Linked DNA regions of Homo sapiens: region 1 is linked to region 2. A link is a loop called in an ENCODE intact Hi-C map of the cell type or tissue named here. Cell type or tissue: mammary epithelial cell. All regions are shown on one strand. Links, peaks and the distances in the headings refer to the core of each region. The heading gives the core; the rest is flanking DNA.

Region 1 (11,904 bases), core at 1,444-9,443, 230 kb before region 2:
CCTGTCCTCTGTGCACTCACTTTTCTTTTTGTATACCGTTCTATGTTGTTACTTACCCAGTCCGGAGATGAGATATTTCATTCTTTTAAAACATCATTTTTCTGCCTAAGAATATATTGTTAAATGAAAAAAAAAACAAAGGGCAAAAATGATAGGTGACTGGGTTGGTTGATGGATAGATAGATAGAAAAGAAGGGTAAATAATAGCAACTGCCCCTACGAGAATAATAAAGCAGAAAACTGAAATTATTACTGATAGGGTATGAGGAAGAAGAGGGAAAAAAAAAGGAAAGTGACGCTGTTCCGAAGGTATCTTTTTACATAGTTTTAACTCTTGGAAGCATGTTAACGTTTTACATATTCAAAAATTAAATATAATTCTAAACAATGAGAAGAAACAAGAATTAAATTGGAAACAAACAAACCCAACTTTGTCTCAAAAGGATTATATAGTTACAACAAAAAATAAAAGCAAAGCCAAGGCAAATTAAAGACAGTTGAATCAAAGCAACTTTTGAACATGGTATATATCCTAAGCTCTGGAGTGAGATGTGGGGATTGAGGGAGGAATGCAATGATGAAATCTTTTAGTAGATTTTTTTGTACTGGCACAGATGAAGCAATCCTCAAATTATGATAGGTGATTTGTAGGATTGACCAAGTAAATGTATTGATATTGGTGGAATCCAGGCTTCTTACTATGGTTTAAGCAAAATGTAAATATGGTATGAGGTGAGGGGAGAGAATAAAGAACCATGTTGGCGTGGATTGCAGTTGGAAATATCAATATGTGTTTATGTTGTAAACACTAGTTCTGTCTACTGCCAAGATAAAGAACAAAGGAACTCCAGAGGCAATGAGCATGTCTAGGACCCACATACCTCTACATTTTCCACGACCAAATAACAGCTATCCTCAGGGAATTTCCAATTCATATTCTAGAACAGGGTGTATTAAGATGAGTATGGAATAATTTGTTATACCAGAAACTTGAAATGTGACTAAAAAAAAATTATGGAGCCCTGTTAAAAGGGCACTTCCATCATCTTGAAGGTACACCCATTAGCCAAGACTAGAACAAGATGATGAAGCAGAGAGGGTAATGAACTACAAACCACTGGAGAAAAACTAGAATTGAGTGAGTCCATAAATATAATCAATCAATCAATAAGTAAATAAAGAAAAGAAGGAGAAAGGAGAGCTGTTCCTTAAGGTAGAATGCTAATCAATAAAGGCTGAGAAAATCCAGAAGTTAGAAAATCATTATATGAAAGTCATCAAATTTTTTTTCAGTGAAATATGGAGGGGCATTTTGATGAGAAGAGGATTTTGCACGGCCTTACAGGGTCTCTCCGCAGATCGCTTATAACATGCAAAAAGAAATATGGTAACTCTATAGCAGAGAAACCAGAAATCCCATTATCTGCTGATGCAAATTGACATTGACATTGAGGAATAGAATGATATTGTGAACCTCCTAATGACACCCTGAGGAGGACACAATATCTCCTAGATAGAATTCATATCCAGCATACATGCTCTGAACCTAAACATGAGAAAAGTTCCAATAAACCCACTAAAACACACTACTGAAAAGAGACAGGAGGGTTTGTATGCTTCAAAATTTACTACCAGGCTGAGCACAGTGGCTCATGTCTGTAATCTCAACACTATGAGAAGCTGAGGTGGAAGGATCACTTGTACCCAGGAGTTTGAGACTAGCCTGGGCAACATAGTGAGATGAGAACCCATCTCTACCTGCCCCCAGCAAAAAAAAAAAAAAAAAAAAAAAAAACATAGCCAGATGTAGTGGCAGGTGCCTGTTGTCTGAGCTACTCAGGAGGCTGAGGTGAGAGGAGTGCCTGAGCCAAGGAGATTGAGGCTGCAGTGGGCCATGATCATGCCACTGCACAGCTGTCTGGGTGACAGAGTGACACCCTGTCTCTAGACAAAGAAATGAACAAAAAGAAACTGTCACAAAAGACAAAGTATGTCTGAGATAATGTTCCAGATCAAAGAACATGACAACGAAATGCAATATGTGATTTTGGACTGTATCTTGGACTACAGGAAGGAAAGCTATAAAGAGCATTACTGACAAAGGTGAAGCATACCTGGTAGATTACATAAAGATTATGCCAATTATAAATTTCCAAGTTTTTAACTATACAGTGGTTATGAAAGCATATTCTTGTTCTTAGGAAATACACTGTGAAGCATGTAAGAGTAAAGCATTAAGAAAAAATGTGCAGATATACAGACATATAGATGCACACAATGATAAAGAAAATGAGGCAGAATGTTAACAATTTACAAATTTACAAATCTGGATAAAGGATACACAAGAGCTCTTTGTGCAATATTGCAGCTTCTCTATGGGCTTGGAATTATTTCCAAGAAAACAGTAAGTAATACAGCATCACTTTCTAGAAATAGGGGTTTTGTCACGTACTTCACAATAGACATCCAAACACTTGTGAAGTGGCTATATGAATGAGTTTAAAAAGTGTATACTGCACCCCAATGGCAATGCTTTTTCTCTGTTTCTAAATGTACCATCTTCATATGTTCAAAATGTAACATGATTTCATCAAAGAACAAGAAAGTAGACTGATATGCAAAAATGCAAGACAGAAAATAGAAAATAATACCAACCAAAAGGAAAATATTTTTGAGAAGGCTAGTAGATATGTGCTACAGGTTAGAAAAGCATGTATCAAAATTACTGTGACATTTTTCAATGTTTCTCAAGCATCATGCCTAGCTTAATTATTTAAAAGCTTAAAATATGTAAGTTTAACTCTTCAGAAGCTGTCACTCTCAGTCTCAGCTTGTCTTGACCCTAATATATCAAATTTACCAATGAAAGCAGATTTTATACTGTTTTCTCAAACCAGGAAACCTGCTATAAACTTCAAGAGACATAAAGTTTTGCAACCATACTTGTGTCAAAGATAATAAGAATATTGAAGCATTCTTATTGAGTACTAAATTCAGCTTATGGGTAGTTGAAAATTGATATCCATTACGAAGGGAAATTATAAAGAAATAAACATTCACTGGTATATCATTATTCTTCTATTATTGTAGTTGCATTGCTCATATAAAGAATGTAACAATATTTAAAGGCCCTTATTTTGAAAATTTTCTTTCTTTCTCATATCGTTCTCCCTCTACTCTGAAAATGAGTTCTGGTACATCATCTGCTTTCAAGTGTGAATAAATATATATTTAATTACTTTTTTTTTTTAAAAAAAGCCTACTTTATTGCAATTATGTTCTCAATAATTATGTATTACAAATGAGACAGATTGATCTTCATTGGTATATGATGTTTTTGGAAATTATGCTGAATGTGAATTAGATAGTCAGCACTTTGTAATGTATAGAAGACAAACTCTTCTTAAAAGTTTTGAGATTATTTTCTTGCATTTTGCTATGGTTTTGCTGCTTTTGCCTTATATCTTGAAATGAGAGGTTAGGCCAACAACTAGACAGGTTTTGCATATTTTAAATGATGATGTTTTGCCTCGAGGTTGTTTCACGCTAGCTGTTCATGGAACCTTTGAGGATTTAAACATTAAAAGAAGGGGAAAGTGCCAATTCTAATTTTATGCACTACCTTATTCTGTTAATTTGAAAAATGTTGGGTTGTCTTAGTTGGAAAAGGCTAATCTCAGGGGTCTGGCTCATAAAACCTGTGCAAACATAGATGACTAATTTGGGTAGTGAAGACAAAAAAAAAGCACATAAACAAATATATATGGTTGAAGGAAGTTAAAGAAAATTCTTTGGAATATTAGACATACATATTTAACAAAACAAATTTAAATACACCATAAAAACTTAGCCCAAAGCAGCGCATAATAGAATAATACTGTGACATTGTCAGTTCTATTGATGTTTATGTGGGAGGTGCAGGAACACAATTTATTAAGAGTAGGGAAGAAAAGATACTATCTTTTCCCACCCACTGCAAGGTTCATGGGCTGACAACCCTAGAACAAAAGACAGATTAAAAATAGAAAAATATAACAAATTCATTTAGCTAAGGTTTTAACTGACATGGGAGCCTTCGGAAATGAAGAATAAAAGATACAGGAAAAAAATCATGCTTAGATTCAATGAAGAATGGACAGTCATGTAGTATAATTGGGCAAAAGTAGTATATGCTCTAATGGCAATAAACTCAGGATGAACCCAGTGAGGCATGCCTGTTCAAATTCTTCTTGGTCTCCACATATAGAGCAAGACACCTGTCACATGAGAATCTTTTGACCTATTTTCATGGGAGAGAGGTCACATAATTTCTCTATAGCCAGCTTTCATACAGAAAGTCAGAAAAAGATTGGAGAGTAACCTTTCTGCTTCTGCTGTTTTCTCAATTTCCAAGATGCCATATTTTGGGGTAGTGTGTCTGAGCTCCAACATAAACATCTATGTTATTCTATAACTGATATGGTTGGGTCATGTCCCCACCCAAATCTCATCTTTAATTGTAGCTCCCATAATCCTGACATGTCATGGGAGGGACCTGGTGAGAGGTAATTGAATCATGGGGATGGGTTTTACCCATGCTGTTATTGTGATAATGAATAAGTATCACAATATCTGATGTTTGTCTACAGGGCAGTTCCCCTGCACATGTTCTCTTGCCTGCCTCCACGTAAGACGTGGCTTTGCTCTTCCTTTGCCTTCTACCATGATTTTTTGGTCTCCCCAGCCACGTGGAACTGTGAGTCCATTAAAACTCTTTTTCTTTATAAGTTATCCAATCTTGGGTATTTCTTCATAGCAGTATAAAATTGGACTAATACAGTAACAATGACAAAATTATAGATAGACTGGTTTCTTTATTTCTCACAAGCAAACTATGAGCTATTTTTTTTTCTTATTTTATACATGAAGAAATTTCATTCTAGGAATTGAATTAATGTATGAGCTCACACAGCTCAGAAATGGCAAAACTATGATGTACAATTTTGTTCAATTCCTCAGAAGAGATAAATTATAGAGTTGTATGTGAACAACGTTAATCTTAACTGATTAAGTGGCAATGTTTACTATGGCTGGATGAGAGTCATGGAACTTGCTGTTGTTTTACTTTTGACTTTGGAGTATTGAGAAAACTGAAGCTCGGTTCTATGCATGGTTGTGACTCTCTAAGCCCAGATGAACCACTGAACTCTGTGTCCCAACATCACCGTTTGCAAAACCAGAGTATGAATTAATCTCTATCTACCTTCACATTCCATGCACATTAAGCTGACTTCTTACTCTGTAGCTTATATGGGATTCCCTCTCAGAGACAAAGAGTGGCAGAAGCAATCTAGGAGCTGGAGTCATATGAGGAAATGCGTATCACTTGCTCACAGACTGCTGTGAGTAAAGTTCAGGATGGGTCACCTGGAAGTAGGAAACTTGTTAGCAGCTGAAATAATCATCCCATCTAATGAATCATCTACCTAAAGGGATGAGGCATTCAGAAATAATTCACGTACAAATATAGAAACAGAGATTGGGTGTCATTAAAAACAAAGAGGCTGGGAGCAGAGGGCAGCAAATATTAACCCATACAATTACTTGAGCAAAGTAGTAGGTAGATGGAGCAATGAGATTAATGGAGAAGGAGGCTGAAGAAGGAGGCCCAGACCTGGCTTGTAGTATTCCTTTTGCTGTATGATTATTACTACTACTTGTTGTAGGTTGAATTGTGTCCCCCCAAAAATATATGTTCAGGTTCTAACCTTCAGTACTTGTGAGTGTGATCTTACTTAGAAATAGGGTCCTTGCACATGTCATTAAGTTGAGATCATACTGGATTAGGGCAGAACAAACTAAAAATGGACAGTGGAACAGAACAGAGATCCCAGAAATAAATCCAAATATATAAGTAGTCCCCCTCTTATGTAGAAAGAATATGTTCCCAATCACGAGTGGATGCCTAAAACTGCAAATAGTACCAAATTCTATAATACTGTTTTCTCCTATACAAGTATACCGATTTAAAAAGTTTAATTTATTAATTAAACACAGCAAGAGATTAACAAAAATAACTAATAAGATAGAACAATTATAATAATATACTGTAATAAAAGGTATGTGAATGTAGTTTCTCTCTTTCTCAAAATACTTTATTAAATTGTACTGGCCTATTTTCAGACCACATTTGTCTGCAGATAAATGCAACTGCAGAAAGCAAAATTGCAGATAAGGGTGGACTACCATGCAGTTAACTAATTTTTGTTGATTGTACAGTAGTAAATACAACCACAATGGGAAAAAGATAGTCTCTTCAATAAATGGGTGCTAGGAAAACTAGATGCAAAAGAATTAGGAATCTTATCTTACACCATACACAAAATTCAACTGAAAATGGATAAAAGACCTAAATGTAAGAACTGAAACCGTAAAACTCCTAGAAGAGAAACAGGAGAAAAGCTCCTAGGCATTGGCCTTCACAATATTTTTTTTTTGTATAATACACCAAAAGGTCAGGCTACAAAACTAAAAACAAAGAAGACATAGATATGGCCAATAGGCATATGAATAGATTCTCAACATCATCATCATCAGGGAAATATAAATTAAAACCAATATAAGATATCATTTCAAACCTGTTAGTATGGCTATTATTAAAAAGACAAGAAATAACAAGTATTGACAAGAGTGTGAAGAAAAAAAACACTTGTACACTGTTGGTGGATTATAGATTGGTGTAGCTATTAATGGCAGTCAGTATTAGCGATCCTAAAGAAATTAAAAATAGAACTACTATACAACCTACAAATTCCTCTTCTGGATATATGCACAAAAGAGGTGAAATCACCATCTGTTATGGTTTGACTGTGTCCCCACCCAAATCTCATCTTGAATTGTAGCTCCCACAATTCCTACATAACATAGGAGGGAACCAGTGGGAGGTAACTGAATCATGGGGGCGGGTCTTTCCCATGCAGTTGTCATGACGGTGAGTAAGTCTTATAAGAACTGACGGTTTTATAAAAGTTCCCCTGCACAAGTTTTCTCTCTTTCCTGCCATCATGTAAGATGTGCCTTTGCTCTTCCTTCACTTTCTGCCATGACTATGAGGCCTCCCCAGCCACGTGGAACTGTTGAGTCCATTAAACCTCTTTTTGTTCATACATTACCCAGTCTTGGGTGTGTCTTTATCAACTGCATGAAAATGGACTAATACACTACCTTATATCTGCACTCCATGTTCATTGCAGCATTGTTCACAATAGCTAAGATAGGGAAACAAGCTAAGTGTCCACTGATGAACAAATGGATAAAGAAAATGTTATACATAGGCACAGACACACACACACACACACACACACACACATATTTACACACAAACAATGGAATATTATTCAGCCGTTTAGAAAAAAAACATGTTGCAGCATTTGCCACAAAATGAATGGACCCAGAGGACATTATGCTAAGTAAAATAACCCAGACACAGAAAGAAAATATCATATTATCTCACATATATGCAGAATCTTTAAAAAAAAGTCAAACATACAGAGATACAGAATAAAATAGTGGTTATTCACGGGCAGGAGTCGGGGGAGGAACTGGAAGATGCAATTCAAAGGGTACAAATGAGCAGATATGTAGGATGAATTAGTCTAGAGAGCTTATGTACAACATAAGAACTCCAGTTAATAAAATTTTATTGTATTAGGGATTTTTGTTAAGTAAGTAGGTTTTAGCCACTCCAGTCACAAAAATAACTATGTGAGATGATGAATATGTTGATTTGCTTCATTATAATAATCATTTTACTAATGTCTAGATGTAGCCCATATCATGTTGTAAACTTCAAATACACATGATGAAATTTATTTATTTTTTTTAAAAGTAGACCAGGCATGGTGGCTCACGTCTGTAATCCCAGCACTTTGGGAGGCTGAGGCAGGAGGATTATTTGAGATCAGGAATTCAATATGGGCCTGGCCAACATGGTGAAACCCCAGTTCTACTAAAAATACACACAAAAAATAAACTGGGTGTGGTGGCTCATGCCTGTTATCCCAGCTACTACTGAGACTGAGGCATGAGTATCCCTTGAACCTAGGAGGCAGAGGCTGCAGTGAACCGAGATCACGCTACTGCACTTCAGCCTGGATGACAAACTGTCTCAAAAAAAAAAAAAGTAAGGAATTTACACTCACTGAAGGTTTTAGTATAAAGATAATCAGAGTTCAAAATTCAGATATTATTTTCAAGGTCTGTAAATATCTTTTAAAACATAAATTTCTGCTTGCTTCTGTCCTTATAGTAATAGATAGAGCTAGAAAGCAGAGCAAAGTTTGGGCACACACAGGAAGAATGCCATGTGAAGACAGAGGCAGATATTTGAGTGATGCATCTAGGGGCCAAGGAATGTCAAGGATTGTCAGCAACCACCTGTACCTAGAAAGAGGCAATGAAGAAGGAAGAATGCTTCCTTAGAGACTTCATTTCAGACATCTAGGCCCCAGAATTAAGAGAAAATAAATTTCTGTTGCTTTAAGCAACCTGGTTTGTGGCACATTCTGATGGCAGCCTTAGGGACCTACTACATTACTGCCATCATCGTGGCTGCTTCATACAGCATGAGAAGCTGAGGAGTAGCTTTCTTCCAGTTATGCATGCAGGCACCGGGGTGAGTGTCCTAAAGGGGCTTAATATTTCTTTGGTTCATTGGTATCCCCCAAACCCAAAGTATGACTCCGCTTTGCTTTCCAAATCCACTACTACTATAGGAGCAGAAGCTAGAAGAAATTTTGTGTTTTAAAGAGTATTACAGACTCCTGCAAAAAACATGTGGATTCAGAATTCTGATTATCTCTATGCTAAAACTATACATTGTGACTGTATTTTCTCCCATTTTACTTTTTGTTTGTTTCCCCAGCTACAAACCCCACTTCATTAAGTAAGAATTAAAGACAAGATAAAGAAAGTCTAATAAGTAGACTTAAGAGTGGGGCAAAAGAGGAAAGGAAAATGAGAACAGGATTATCATAGAAGTTCAGAGTGATGGATGGGCCACAACTTTTCTTTCTAACAGCATGCATTAAAAACAACAACAAATTAAGTGTGTAATTTAGGAAGGCCATACAACAAAACCAATTACTAAGCAGTATTTTTTCTGATACTACTACCAAACAGGAATTTCTTTCAGGACTTTGTTATAAAGAATAAAATTCTTGAGCACACTCTACAATAGACTTAATGTCAAACTTTAGAGGGCTATTTTTATAATCATCCTCCATACAGTTTGAGGGTTTCTCTCAAACAACATGGCAGTACCATAATCATAGCTGCAAACTTCTGAGCTCAAGCAGCCCTCTCAACTTCTAGAGTAGATGGGGCTACAGGCATACACCACAATGTCTGGCTAATTTTTTAATTCTTTTTTTGATACAGCCAGGGTTTCACTATATCTCCCAGACTGGTATCAAACTCATGATCTTCCTACCTCCGCCTCCCAAAGCTCTGGGATTATAGGCATGTGCCACTGTGACTGGCCTTTGGCATTGTTTTAAAAGAGCTGTTTCAGCACACAATCTGAGGGTAACTGAATATAACTGACCAGGATTTGATCTATTGGATTGGGGATTCACATCTGACCATTGTCCTAAGAGGTTAATGTCCTAAGGTTTGAGGCTGATGTGCTAATCCACATAACCTCCAAAACATGTCCTCCTTTCTTTCCCCTTTTCTTCCCTTCCTTTCTGTTGCCACCTTGCCTCCTGTAAGAATAGTTCATTCATTCTCTCTGACGTCTTTGAATTTCCAGTGGTTATTTCATTTAGGTCCCGTTGTTGGAACATTCACTGCACTAAGTAAATAAATGTAGAAGGAAATAAATGACTCTATTTCATTTGGAGGAGAGGAGTTGCTCATACTATGTACTCATAAGGGGGGCACTAAAATGATGGCAATTACATGGAGGCATGGATCAAGGGTCCTGAAACCAAAGAAAGCCTCATAGTGGCCAATGAAAGAGAAATGAAGCAGGGGGAACTAACAGTGGCCTAAAATAAAAAGTTCTAAGTTTTGTTCCAATTCTTCCGCCACTGCTGAAGATTATTTGTGTGAATAAATTTAGGAATCTGGAATTTAACATAAGACTTCTTTGTGAATCGGAAGTTCACATTTTAGCTTTGGCTCAATGGCTATCATTTTACTTGTGAACATTTAGCCAAGTATGTAATACGCTTAATTTCTACATTTGTAAAATAGGAAATAATTGCCCATGATTACCTTTGGGGAACTCGGAAAACTTGAGATCGTAAATGTGAAAGTTCTGTGAACATCATGAAAACCAATAAATATGACACAATATTGGAATTTCAGTAATCAAGAATGTTGTAGGACCATAGTCACCATGTTGTGCTTTCATATACTAGAATTTATTCACCCTATCTTACTACATTTCAGTATCCATTAACCATTCCCACTTTCCCCACCCCCACTTCCAAGCCTCTGGTAATTGTCATTCTATTCATTATTGCCATTAGTTCGACTGTTTTCATTTTTAATTTCCACATATGAGGGAGAACATGTGAAGTATGTATTCATCAAAATTAAAAGTTAAAAAAAAAGAAAAATTTTGTAGGAATGTGGTAACAGAGAAAGTCAAATAAAGTGTGGCTGAGATTTCTCTTGCCAGAGTCTGTATTTTATCATGACATTTTAGGCAGAAACGGGCTAACTAAGTCTCCATTGGAAGTACCATATCATCTAAAAATTCAGTATTCTGTGCTGAAAAGTATTCTTCTCCTAAATAGCATTTTCAAATATTGTTTTTTAGGTACCATTTTTATCATTTACAAATACGTAAATCTAGAAAGAAGACACAAAATTACACTATATTTGTCATGGTAGGATTGTGAGTGGTTTATTTTATTTGTAAAAGAAATGGCAATCAATGAATATTACTTAAAAGTTGCCTGCATAGGGAAGAATTTCTGCATCTTGAACTAAGGATAAATAATACAATTTATGTAGAATTTTGCTTTTGGCACCATTCCAAAATGAAAACTTTTGATATTTTATTATTCATGAAATTTCATGAACAATACTTCACTTTTAGTTGGTCATCATCATAACTTATCATCAAATTATCCAATTGCATTCATGTGAAAGGCACTATACAAAATAAAATAATGAAGATGAACCCTGCCACTTTTTTATTCTGTGAAATAATTGTAGGAGAGAGATATATCTCCGGACTTTTGCTCTCCATCTGGGTTTATTCCTAAGGAAGGAGGGCCTTTCCTATTTTGCATCCTGAAAATGCTGTAATGCAGGACAGATTTCAGAGAAGACAGGCCACATTGCAGTGTCAAAGGTGGCCCTCTGAAAATGGGAACCATTTCCCTCATCTTTGCCCTGCAGACACCTAGAGATGCACATGTAAATGCGTCACTCCTTATACACATGAAACACGTTCAGTACGAGCAAACAGGGGGAGGCATCTCTGGCAAAAACAAGCCCTAATTCTCCATGAGTTTCCACCTTTTTTTCCGTTTCTCTTGTTCTTATCCTCCTTGTCACTTTTAGAAATAATATTTTAGAAATACAATTTAGCAATTATATTGCTAACTATAAATATAGAAATTATATGATTATATAATACATATATACAATATAATTACATATTACATAATAAATATAAATGAAATATAGCACTTATATCGCTACTGTTACAATGGATTAAGCACATGGCAATAATAACAATTACTGTTTTCCTCAAAGAGAAAAAAAATTATCTTTACTCATTACAAGTCCAGGGCTAAGAAGCCCTGAGTCTCTTCTTGGTGCTACCATGAAACAAACCCCCTTAACCAAGGTGCTCTGCTCTTGAGGAAACCTCCTCACCATTAAGACTGATACAGAAGAAACAAC
Region 2 (11,904 bases), core at 1,958-9,957:
AAATTCCTGTTAAACTTATGTGTATGTGTGTGTCTTTATTGATTGTACAAATACAACACACATAAGATAATATGGTAGAACACAGGAGGAGTTGTTAAGGTCTGATTCAAATATCTAAACATTGAATAACTTCAAAGTTCTGCAAAAACTTGTGTAAAGTTTAGATATTTTGAATTATCTATATTTATAGACAATTAGTAGTTTTTAATATACTTTCTTGGGTTAACCTATAAATCAGAGGTGGCAAAATCAAATGTCCACAGGAATTCGATAGGTAACAGAAATGTGTGATCCTAAACCAGAAAGAGCCTGGGGCTGGGGGATATTGGTGAGGAGTTCCTGAATAAACCTCGAAGTTACCAGTTCCACTGACAGATTAACATTCTAAATTTGTAAATTTATAAAGCGCCAGGCCTGCCAACCAAACATGTTTGGTTCCACATCTGTATTTGGTCCAGCTGCTTGAGCTGTTAAATACAACCCAGTTTGTTTTCTCAATATTTTACCTTAAGAATACTATCCTCAATTTTAGTCCTGATTCTTTTTTTGCCACTAGTTGCTATCTGTAATTTATTTATACAGAACTTTATCCATATGCCAGTTTAAGCTGAAAATTGATTTTGTATGTAATTGCTGAAGGAGGTAAAAGGTGATGGTAAAAAAGGTGAAGATTTAACAGACACACAGACATGACTTCATAAACAATAATAATTTATTGAAGCATTCATGAGTGATGGTTCAGAAACTGAAGTTAATTATATCACTCAATTCCACCAGATTCTAGGACCTGAATAAAATTAACCATACTCAAAAGAAACTGGTAGACAACAACAAGAATGGTGCCATTTATGGGTCACCTAATATGGACTCAGGCACTTGTGTCAAGTTTTTTAAAATTGTGGCAAAATAAACATAACAGAGAATGAACCATCTCAATCGTCTTTAAGTGTATAGTTCAGTAATGTGAAACATATCTACACTGCTGTGTATCCAGTCTCCAAAGCTCTTTTCATCTTGTGAAACTGACACTCTGTACCCATTAAATAACTCCCTACTTTACCCAACTCCAGCCTCTAGCAATCATCATTCTACCTTCTCTAGCTATGTATCTGGCTACTATAGGGGCCTCATATAAGCAGAATCATAGAGTATTTGTCATTTATGTGATTAACATAATGTCCTAAGTTTCCTGCATGTTGTCACTCACCAGAATTCCCTTTATTTTTAAGGCTGAATAATATTCCCTGTATGTATACATTACATTTTGTTTATACATTCATCCATCAATGAACACATGGGTTGCTTTCATCTTTTAGCTTTTGTCAGTACTACTATGAACACGGGTGTGTACATATCTCTTTTATACCCTGCTTTCAATTTTGGGGGTATATACCTGAAAGTATAATTGCTGGATCATATGGCAATTCTATTTTTAATTTTTCCCACAATGGCTGCACTGTTTTACATTCCTGCCAATTTAATTTTAAAACAATTCTAAAAGTCTGTCAACTTCTGAGAGCCACGAGCTTTCGGGCATTTCACAGAGGGTCCTCAAGTCTCAGTTTCCTCACCTATGAATGAGAATTGTTACCTCATAGTGCTTCTAGGAGTGGACTGAATGAGATTTTCCTTTAAAGGTATTTATGCTTGTTGCATAGTAAGCACTTAATAATTAATTCCTGAACAGACACATTAGGCTCTTTGATTTGTTTAAGTGTTTATTCTTGTAAAATCTTTCTTTAGTTGGCTAATATGAATTATTTTGTGTTAATTCTAGTTATACTCTCTGAAATTAACATCCTCCTTCTGTTGTTCTGTATCCATTGTGGGCTTCTGTCATGCTGGTCTTGTTACCGGAGTTGAATCCATACGTGTCTGCAGCAACCTCAATTCTTGTCTTCTCAGAAAAGGAAGGGCATGAGGCAGCAGGAGAAACCGAGGCAAGTTTCAGAGCCAGGTTGACAGTTTATTAAAAAGTTTACAGCAGGAATGAAAGGAAGTAAAGTATACTTGGAAGAGCGCCAAGTCGGGATTTGAGAGCATCAATTGCCCCGTTTGAACTTTGACTTAGGGTTTTATACATTGGCATACTTCCAGGGTCTGGCATCCCTTCTCCTCTGATTCTTCCCTTGGGGTGGGCTGTCCGCATGTGCAGTGTCCTGCTAGCACTTGGGAAGGGCCGCATGCCCAGTGTGTTTACTGGAGTTGTATGCATGCTCACTTGAGGTATTCTTCCCTTACCAGTCAAATCTGCCTAGTAGGTCACATACCAATTAAACTCCGCCATTTTGCCTCTTAATGTGCACATTTGAGCCCATTCACTCAATTCCTGAAATCTTACCGGGAAGCTGCTGATCACCAGTTTTGGGATTTTTTCTATTTATTGAGAGAGTGCCTTCTCCTGGTGCTGACTGTGACCAACTATTTTAGGAGACTGTTTAACAATTGCCTGACTATCTCTGATGGTCATCGGAAAGTCCCGGTAGAAGTGAGGGGAAGTGCTCTCCTGTCCTGCTCATGCCTGACTAGCTACCTACTGCAACAGTCTGAGCTCTAATTGCTCCATCATAGTGACCAAGGAATTACCATTCTTTTCTTGAAATTTTAAACATTGCCTTGCACATATTGACTATTAGTAGAAGTTATCCCTCCTTGCATCCCAACAATGGCCATCCTGTTTCTAAGGTAACAAGTACTGTTTCAATAGGCTTTACATGAATAGTCACTAGGGATATTATGTTGTACTTTGGACTTTGGAAGAGTGCCAGTGATTTTGAGGTTCATACTTTAGATGGTTAAAGGAACAAAGGAGGAGAAACAAGATGTTTGTCCACCTTCCATCTCAGGTGTAATATCTGCCCATCCTGACCTGAATTAGAAGCAGGACTGGAAATTATTAAGGCAGTGTGGAGAAGCATTTGGGAGTTTTGTAAGGTTATCCCCCTCAGTCCCAAAGCCAATGGCCATGTTTTAGCAACATTGCTTATACCTTAGAGAAATAAATGCAAATAATACATTTAGTTGAATCTTCTCAACAAATGGAACCATGTGTTAATCTGTAGACCTTATTTTAATCCATTCATGTATTTTGAGCCTAGTCAATTTTAAAACTTGTCCAATGACAGTTATTAAATAACAATGTAATTATGTGCATCAAAGAATATAAAATTATTTATTTACAATGATATTTAACTTTTCTCATAAAAATGTTTTTTGGGAATATACATTTATTGGTCTATTTGTAAGCTATGAGAACAAAGTATAAAATATGTGAATTGTAAACTCCTCCTAGAGAAGAGTGTTTGAAACCACTACTGGATTAATTCCTTTAACCATCTAAAGTATGAACCTCAAAATCACTGGCACTCTTCCAAAGTCCAAAGTACAACATAAAATCCCCCTGACATGGGCGGTTCCATCAAATAAACGGGTTATTGCTAATATGGAGAAGACTGCTGAGATCTATTTTAACCAAGAAACTGTTGAACATGAATGAAAAGCAGGATGGAAAGCCACCCTTCCTGTCAATGCCACTCAGGACAGACCAGGAAAGTTCAAGGATAAGCAGAGGGATGCAGCTAATTTTTAGTAGAAGACAGAGGTTTCATGAGAGAGGAGAAAGGAGACTACAGTGCTGCACAAACAAAGCTTTTAAAGTTATTTTTTGAGGTTAATATATATACAAAATAAGCAACAAATTCTTTGTAAAATGCACATTGGCTTCTCTTTATACACAAATTCAAAAGACAAGAAGACTCTTGAAATTCTGCAATAAAAATTACGAATGACAATAAAAATAGACAAAAGATTTAAGCAAACACTTCAGAAAGGAAGATGCATAAGTGGCCAATGAACACGTGAAAAAGTGCCCAACATCATTAATCATGAGGGAAATGCAAATTAAACTACAGTGAAATGTCACTATGTATGCATTAGAATAGTTAAGATGAAAAAAAAAAAGATTGGCAATGCCAAAATATTGGTGAGGATGTGATACAACCAGGTCCATTGCTGTTAGAGATGGAAAATGATAGAACCATTGTTTATTTTATGTCTTTCATTTAAAATGACATCTTTCAAATATGGAAAAATTGAGAGAGATCTGATAAACATAATGTCCAATATAAGCATGAGTAGAAATAATATAGGTTAGTATAAAGAAATGTGGTGAATTACATATAATTAGTTTTATTTTAAAATATCTAGTTCAATGCTACAGTTGAAATGACTCCTTCTAGTTCAGATGAGAGGTTCTACTCAAACTAGATGTAAAAGCAATGTGAGCTTAACTCCTCTGATAAAGCAAAATTGATGTCATCAAGTATTATGTGGCTCTATTTATCTCCGTGGAATGACTCATATTTTAAAATATTTCCTTTACTGACCTCAGTAAGGAACAGTTGATCATTTTCTCCTTCATCACTCACTTTAAAGAGGGCCTTCTGGGTACTCTCCTGAGTTGCTAGTGCTTGATAGTCTGAGAAAACAGCAAAAAGACATACTGATATCCAGTTTTTCCGTAAGTATATAGCCTTAAGTAGCCAATTAACTGAAATCACCACTACTGGATTAATTTCTTACGCTTAAGGTATTTTCTCCAAAGAGAGCTTGTTCAAATAAATATATATTTCAAGATATGAAAGAAACATGAAATAATTAAAAAGTCTTAAGTGGCAAGTTTCACATCGAAAGAAGACTTGGATATTTTCTATATTCTCCTTGGAGATAGGGAAGAATACACTGACAAAAATTTGAAAGAAACATCTTATGCTCTCATTGCTGGATGGAAAAAGAACCATAAAACTAATATTTTCATATCCTTAAGAAAAAGGAAAAGAAAAGTGGGTTAACAAGAGAATTAGTATTTATCTGTCACGAACTCCAAATAAAGGATTTTATATACTTTCTAATTGATGTACTATCTCATTTCTGTATCCACAGCATTTCTAAGAAAAACTTATGGTCCTCAATATACAGAAAAAGAATTTGTACCTTCTAAATTCATTTGCTTACTAAGGCAAGAATTGGCAGAATTCTGATTTCTGTTATTTCTACTACATAAGCTCCTCCAATGTCTATATCTTCTAGCTGTATCCAGGAAACTCAAATCTTAGTTGTGAGAACTGGTTAACTATAGAAAATACACTTGTGGTTTCTGAAAAGACTATAAATGTAATCTGAGATTCTATTTCATAAAAGCAAGAAAAGGAAAGCAAATAAAACAAAAAGACAGACAACTGAGAATAATAGTGGAAAAATGTACTGTTGGACCATTGTCAGATCAGGAGATTATATTCTATCATATTTTTTCTTTATGATTTATATATATATAAATTAAATATATATGTGATATTAAAACATATCTCAGTAGTTTGGAGATAATTTTCTAAAGAATGAAAGAATTATGGTCTCTGGTATAGCTTCAACACACTTAACTGAACAGACTCTTACATTTGGTATATAAACCTGTGTTATCATCTAGTGGTAAAGTGTTAGAAATACAGACACAGACTCCCTGAATCCCCAGAAGAAGCTAATTCATGAATCCAGAAAATACAGCATATCATACAAACAATGTGGTCTAATTGCATTCAGCTTGGTTCTCAAATATATACAGATAAAGTTGGATCACAGTGGAGCTTGATAAAAGCTTAAGTCTGTGCATTTAATGTTCCGCGGAGGTGCGAATAATGCTACCTTCAGAGCTGGGTGGGAAAAGTTTTATTACTTTTATTTAAATTGTAAACAATAGTTAAGAAATAGCTTTCCTGATTAAGCACTGGAAAACCACAAAGCCTATGAAATATTGATGCCAAAAAACATGCCCAAAAATGAAAGTGGGAAATTAAAAATAATGGACTATTACTTAGATACAAGTGCTATTCTTTCCTAAGAAGAGGAAAACACTGCCAACATGGTATAATAGACTTGGTCTTTCTCCTGGTATTTCCCTAAAATTCTGATGAGAAGGAACACTGATAAGATGCAAAAATATCAGAAGGTACACTGTGGCACATAAGTCCATGAATGCAGTTTCTTTTGGATCAGGAATGAATATAAGAGACTAAGATAGGAAATGGGTACATTATCAATCCTTCCCACACACATTCTTTCAGCACCTGTCATATCAGTCTCTCTATAAGTTACAAGAGCTAAAGCAAATAAGTAAAGATCTAATGGGGGAAGAATTGACATACAATTACAATCCAAAATAAATGGCATGATAAAGACCTGCACAACGTCTGTGAGCAACAAAGAAAGAGTAAAAAACTGAAATTGGGAGCAAAGAGAAGCTTATGAAAGAGGTACTAATTGAACTTGGCATTGAATTATGAGTAAGGACTTAACAGCTATCTGAGATGGAGAAGATCAGAGGCCTAGAAACATTAAAAAAGCTGCTCTGCTTGAAAAACAGTAAGAAGCTTGAAGACGGCAAGCTCATGCGTGATGTTGCAGTAGAAAATCCTGGGCAGTCAGAGAGTCATAGGTGATGTGCAATAGGTGGAATGTGGAAATGACTAACAGAGAAGATATTTAGGGAGCAAGAAGTCCATCTAAAACACAAGCTATTGACTTATTGTACGGTTTGTTTTGATATTTTTGTAATTTTATTTGTCATCAATTTAAAGGGACAAACTTTTAGAAGTTAAACTCCTTGGAAACATTTTGTCTATTTTGGTCAGTGCTTAATTCCTCAATGCTTAGAAAAGTACCTGGCACATAGCAGCAGCTGAATGAATATGTAAATATTTGTAAATGAAAACTTAAAAACATTCAGTAAATATTTATTGAGCCCTTGATGTGTGCTGGCACTGTAACATATATTAGGCATGTTGACCTTTTGCCCAAGAAGATTAAGTTAAAGATAAATTATAACTGGTGACAAACATGCTTTCTCAAATGCCTGGGAAATCTACCAGAAGGGCCCTATTCAATATAGTAGCCAATAACCACATGAGGCTCTTGATCACTTGAAATGTGTCTATTCCAATTTGAGACGTGCCGTAAGTATAAAAGTCACACAAGATTTTGAAAGCTTGGTGCAAACAAAGAGAATAAAAATATCTCAGCAAACTATTTTGTATTGATTGCATGTGGAAATGATAATATTAAATGTACTGTCTTAAATAAAATATCTCATTAAAAGTAATTTACCCCTTTCTTTTTACTATATATGTGGTTGCTAAAAAAATGTAAAATTACATACATACCTTGCTTTATATTTCTACCAGACAGTGCTCTGCTAAAAATCAAGGATTGAACTATTATTCTCAAAGTATGGGTTGAAAAGCCTCTTTACATTTAATTTTCAGACTATATTAATTTTGAATGCTGAGGCTACAGATGAATTTGCTAAACAATTTGAGTGACTTAAGTGAGTTGTACAATTAAGAACAACTGTACTCAATTCTATAGGAAGTAACCTAATTCAATACTTGATGATTCAGGCACAGATATAGAGAACCAATCTTGAGCCTTCACAAAGCTTAAGATTTCTTGCTGACTGGAGGGAAAGTAAGAAACTTTCAATAGCTTTTTCTGCAGGTATTCAGATTTGACCTAGTGCCCCAGTTTATAAATGGAATCAATTTCTTTGTGAAGTTCCACTACTTTCTGGATGCAGGAAAATAGCGCAAGCGCTGAAATGGCAGAATTGGAGAATATGATCTACGCTGCTAGACCTCTCTGTCAGAGCTGTATGATTGTGACCCCGTGTGTGCTTCCTGACGGAAAATGTTTTCCCCTGGGCCAACTCTGCTGCCAGAAATTTCAGAATACTATTTGAGGTGTGTGCATTCATGTGAAATAGCAGTATTGTGAAAATTCAACTTGGAAATTCTATGCATTATGGAACCAGTAATCAAATAGATGAGGAAGAAATGGGGATGCTGGAGCATGGCTAACAGCAGGGTTGGCTGGACAATGTTATTCTGGTCTAGAAAAGTTATGAAGGAGCTTTATCTAGGATGAACAAATAACTGTTTAAAGAGGGTGTAGACTCACTCAAGGCATTTGCAAGAGAGAAGGAATCAGAAATCCAACAAATTGCAATGTAACATGAGAAAAAATATTGGTAGATGATCTAGTTCTTAAAACTCTTCCTGTCAGTGCAAAAATTGAGTTCACACATGGTCAACATTCAATCTGAATTTCAGGCAGGAAATTCACTGTTGGTTCACTGTAGTTATTAATGGTATTTGCCAAATAGTCCCAGTTCTCTCCACTTCCTGACACATAATAGGATTTTATTTCCTGGCAATCTTGTGGTTTGATGGAAACATGTGATTAACTGTATCCAACAATTTGTGTGTATTAGTCCCTTTTGAGAGAGAGCATTTTATTATCAATTCAAGCTTGTCAATACTACGTGGAATCTAAGATCCACAATAAGCTGAGTCACATTGATTACACTACCTTTGACATAATAAGTAGAAGCTAACCAGAATTAGCCTTTCCATCTAACTTATTTATTATAGGGTTATTTGACATAACAAAAATCTATTTAATATAAAAGTTATTCAATATAAAAAGCTACCCAATCAACCAGACTAAAATTTTTCCATCTACACACAAACACATATATTCTTTTGGACTAGAAGTAAGGGGAATACAGGGACTTAACCTGTAGGGTTTATTCCCACAGTCCCTCAACCAGTGGTAAAGTTTCCTGATAGGTATTTATCCTCTCTCTTTCTCTGATAGATGCCTACACTGCCACCATGAATTGAATTCAGTATGAGGGCTCTCATCTGAATGATACCCAGGGTTCTGGGCTTTTTCAAATACTAGGAAAGTGTGGACAGAGCATTCTCATCTGCAGTGGGAGCAAGAGCCATCCATCCAAGAAAGCCCAAGGTTTATATAGCTGTAGTGAGAATTTCCATTTCTGTGATTTTTCCCCTAAAGTTGGTGTTATTTCCTTGCTATGACTAGCTATTGCAAAATAGTTGGTATAATGTGTTGATCTGATATTTAATTCATGTACATCTAGCTTTGTGACCCCACCTTTCTGGTGGTAGATTTTAGCGATAATCAAATTACGCAAAACTCATATATTGACTAATAAAATGATATTCCCTTATATGGGACTTCATAACATTTTAGACCCTTGTATACATTGAGGATAGTTCTAGAGCTCTCTTTTTCCTGTGGCATAATAATCTTCAAAGTTCAAGACAGTGGCTTCTCCATCAGCTTTGGTCTCTGATCGACTACAGTTAAACATTTCTGTCATTAGGCCGGGCGCGGTGGCTCACATCTGTAATCCCAGCACTTTGGGAGGCAGAGGCGGGCGGATCACGAGGTCAGGAGATCTATCTAGACCATCCTGGCTAACATGGTGAAACCCCGTCTCTACTAAAAATACAAAAAATTAGCCGGGCGTCGTGGCGGCGCCTGTAGTCCGCTACTCGGGAGGCTGAGGCAGGAGAATGGCGTGAACCCGGGAGGCGGAGCTTGCAGTGAGCCGAGATCGCACCACTGCACTCCAGCCTGGGCGACAGAGCGAGACTCCGTCTCAAAACAAAACAAAACAACAACAAAAAAAGATTTCCATCAGTAGTAACCAGAAAGTTAAAGACAAATAAAAGAATATCATTTCTGGTGTTACTGGTCTGGCTTATGATCTTGGTTACAATATTTACTAGCTGTGTTGCCATAGGAAAGTAAACTCTCCTCTCTGAGACCTGATTCCTTCATCTTTAAAATAAAGCTAATCATGGCAACCCAATGAATGATTATGAAGAACAAATGAGATAAAATAAAGGAAAGCCATTCCACAGATGACTAGTAATTCACGTCATGATAAGCAGTAGATATGACATTTTCTTTTTGTCTCCAGTTATAGATTTTCCATTTGGTTCTTTTTTTGTATTTTTCTTTTTTTTTAATTTTTAATTTTGAATTTTAGTGGGTACATAGGTATATATTTCTCTGAGTACATAAGATGTTTTGATACAGGCATGCAATGTGTAATAATCACATCATGGAGAATGGAGTATCCATCCCCTCAAGCATTTATCCTTTGTTCTACAAAAAATCCAATTACATTCTTTTAGTTATTTTAAAATGCATAATTAAATTATCATTAACTAGAGTCACCCTGTTGTGCTATCAAATATTAGGGCTTATTCATTCTTTCTAACTAATCTTTTTATACCCATTAACCATCCCCACCTTCTCCCACCCCCACTACCCTTTCTAGCCTCTGGTAATCATCCTTCTCTCTATTTCCATGAGTTCAATTGCTTTGATTTTTAGATCCCACAAATAAGTGAGAAAATGTGATATTTGTCATTCTGTGCCTGGCTCATTTCACTTAATATAATGATTTCCAGTTCCAGCCATGTTGTTGCAAATGACAGGATTTTATTCTTTTATATGTCTGAATAGTACTCCATTGTGTACAGGTACAACTTTTTTTTATCCATTCATCTGTTGAAGAACACTAGGTGGCTTCCAAATCTTGGCTATTGTGAAGGGTGCTGCAACACACATGGAAGTTCAGTTATCTCTTTGATATGTCGATTTTCTTTCTTTTGGGTATGTACGCAGTAGTGGGATTGCTGGGTCATATGGTAGCTCTATTTTTAGTTTTTTTGAGAAACTTTCAAGCTGTTCTCCATAATGGTTTTACTAATAAACATTCCCACCAACAGTGTACCAGGGTTCCCTTTTCTTCACACCCTCCCCAGTGTTTGTCATGGCCTGTCTTTTCTATGTAAACCATTTTAACTGGGTTAAGATAACATCTCATTGTAGTTTTGATTTGCATTTCTGATGATCAATTATGTTCAGTACCTTTTCTTATGCCTGTTTGCCATTTTTATGTCTTCTTTTGAGAAATATCCATTCAAATCTTTTGCCCACTGTTTGACTGGATTATTAGATTTATTTCTAGTATAGTTGTTTGAGCACCTTAGATATTCTGTCCTTGTCAGATGGATAGCTTGCAAATATTTTCTCCCATTCTGTGGGTTGTCTCTTCACTTTGTTGATTGTTTTCTTTGCTGTACAGAAGCTTTAACTTGGTGTGATTTCATTTGTACATCTACTCAAGAAAATTTTGTCCAGACCAATGGTCTGGAGATTTTCCCCAATGTTTCTTGCAGTAGTTTCCTAGTTTGGGGTCTTTGATTTAGGTCTTTAATCCATCTTGATTTTTGTATACAGTAAGAGGCAGGGGTCTAGTTTTATTCTTCAGCATATAGATATCCAGTTTTTTCAGCATCATCTATTAAAGAGATTGTTTTTTCCCCAGTGTTTGTCCTTGACATCTTTGTCAAAAATGATTTCAGTGTAGGGGTGTGGATTTTTTTCTGGGTTCTCTAGGCTGTGCCTTGGTCTATGTGTCTGTTTTTATTCCAGTACCATTTTGTTTTGGTTACTGTAACTCCAAGGTATGATTTAAAGTCAGGTAATGTGATTCTTCCAGTTTTATTCTTTTTGCTTAGGATAGTTTTGGCTATTCTGGGTCTTTTGTCATTCCATATAAATTTTAGGATTGTGTTTTGTATTCTAAATTCTCTTTCAATGTAAGACCTCTATATGCTAACTAGCATTTGAATAGTGGTAAAGTTAAAGTGATGTTGAAGCTGTTCCTTAGCTTTCCAGTTAGATGATGTGGCCATCAAATGAAATAGAGATTATGAAATAAGGGGGAAGTTGTGTCCTGCTGTTGTCTCACTGAATAGAATAAGTAATTTGCACGACTCGTTAAAAAATACGGGTATCTTTCCCCTACATTGCCTTTAGGAATGAAATTTCCCATTTACATCTTAGGTATTGTACTCAGTCTCCTTTTCTTCCCCAATACATAAATGCCTATATGAACTTCATGCCTGTCTAAATCTAGTAGACTGTTCTCTCCTAGCCTTAAAAACTCTTCTCCTATCTTTTTTTTTT

The links. Peaks named below come from ENCODE experiments on the same cell type or tissue, not always from the same donor. Only the 100,000 strongest peaks of a DNase experiment are listed, where the experiment ranks them.
Region 1: it touches region 2 in a loop (3-fold over the local background); 4 of 110 quality-filtered maps call a loop at or near these places.

The regions. Positions count from the first base shown.
Region 1 is chr3:77,900,899-77,912,802 of GRCh38, forward strand. The region is part of intron 2 of LOC105377171 (a long non-coding RNA gene); the gene reads right to left. Among named protein-coding and RNA genes, the nearest start is that of LINC02077, 140 kb to the right of the region's middle. In mammary epithelial cell, for the core only: no CTCF peak of the experiment used is centred there; a DNase peak (open chromatin) is centred at 5,413; H3K27ac peaks cover 1,161 bases.
Region 2 is chr3:78,134,984-78,146,887 of GRCh38, forward strand. No RefSeq gene overlaps it. Among named protein-coding and RNA genes, the nearest start is that of LINC02077, 92 kb to the left of the region's middle. In mammary epithelial cell, for the core only: a CTCF peak has its summit at 5,487; a DNase peak (open chromatin) is centred at 6,468; H3K27ac peaks cover 1,860 bases.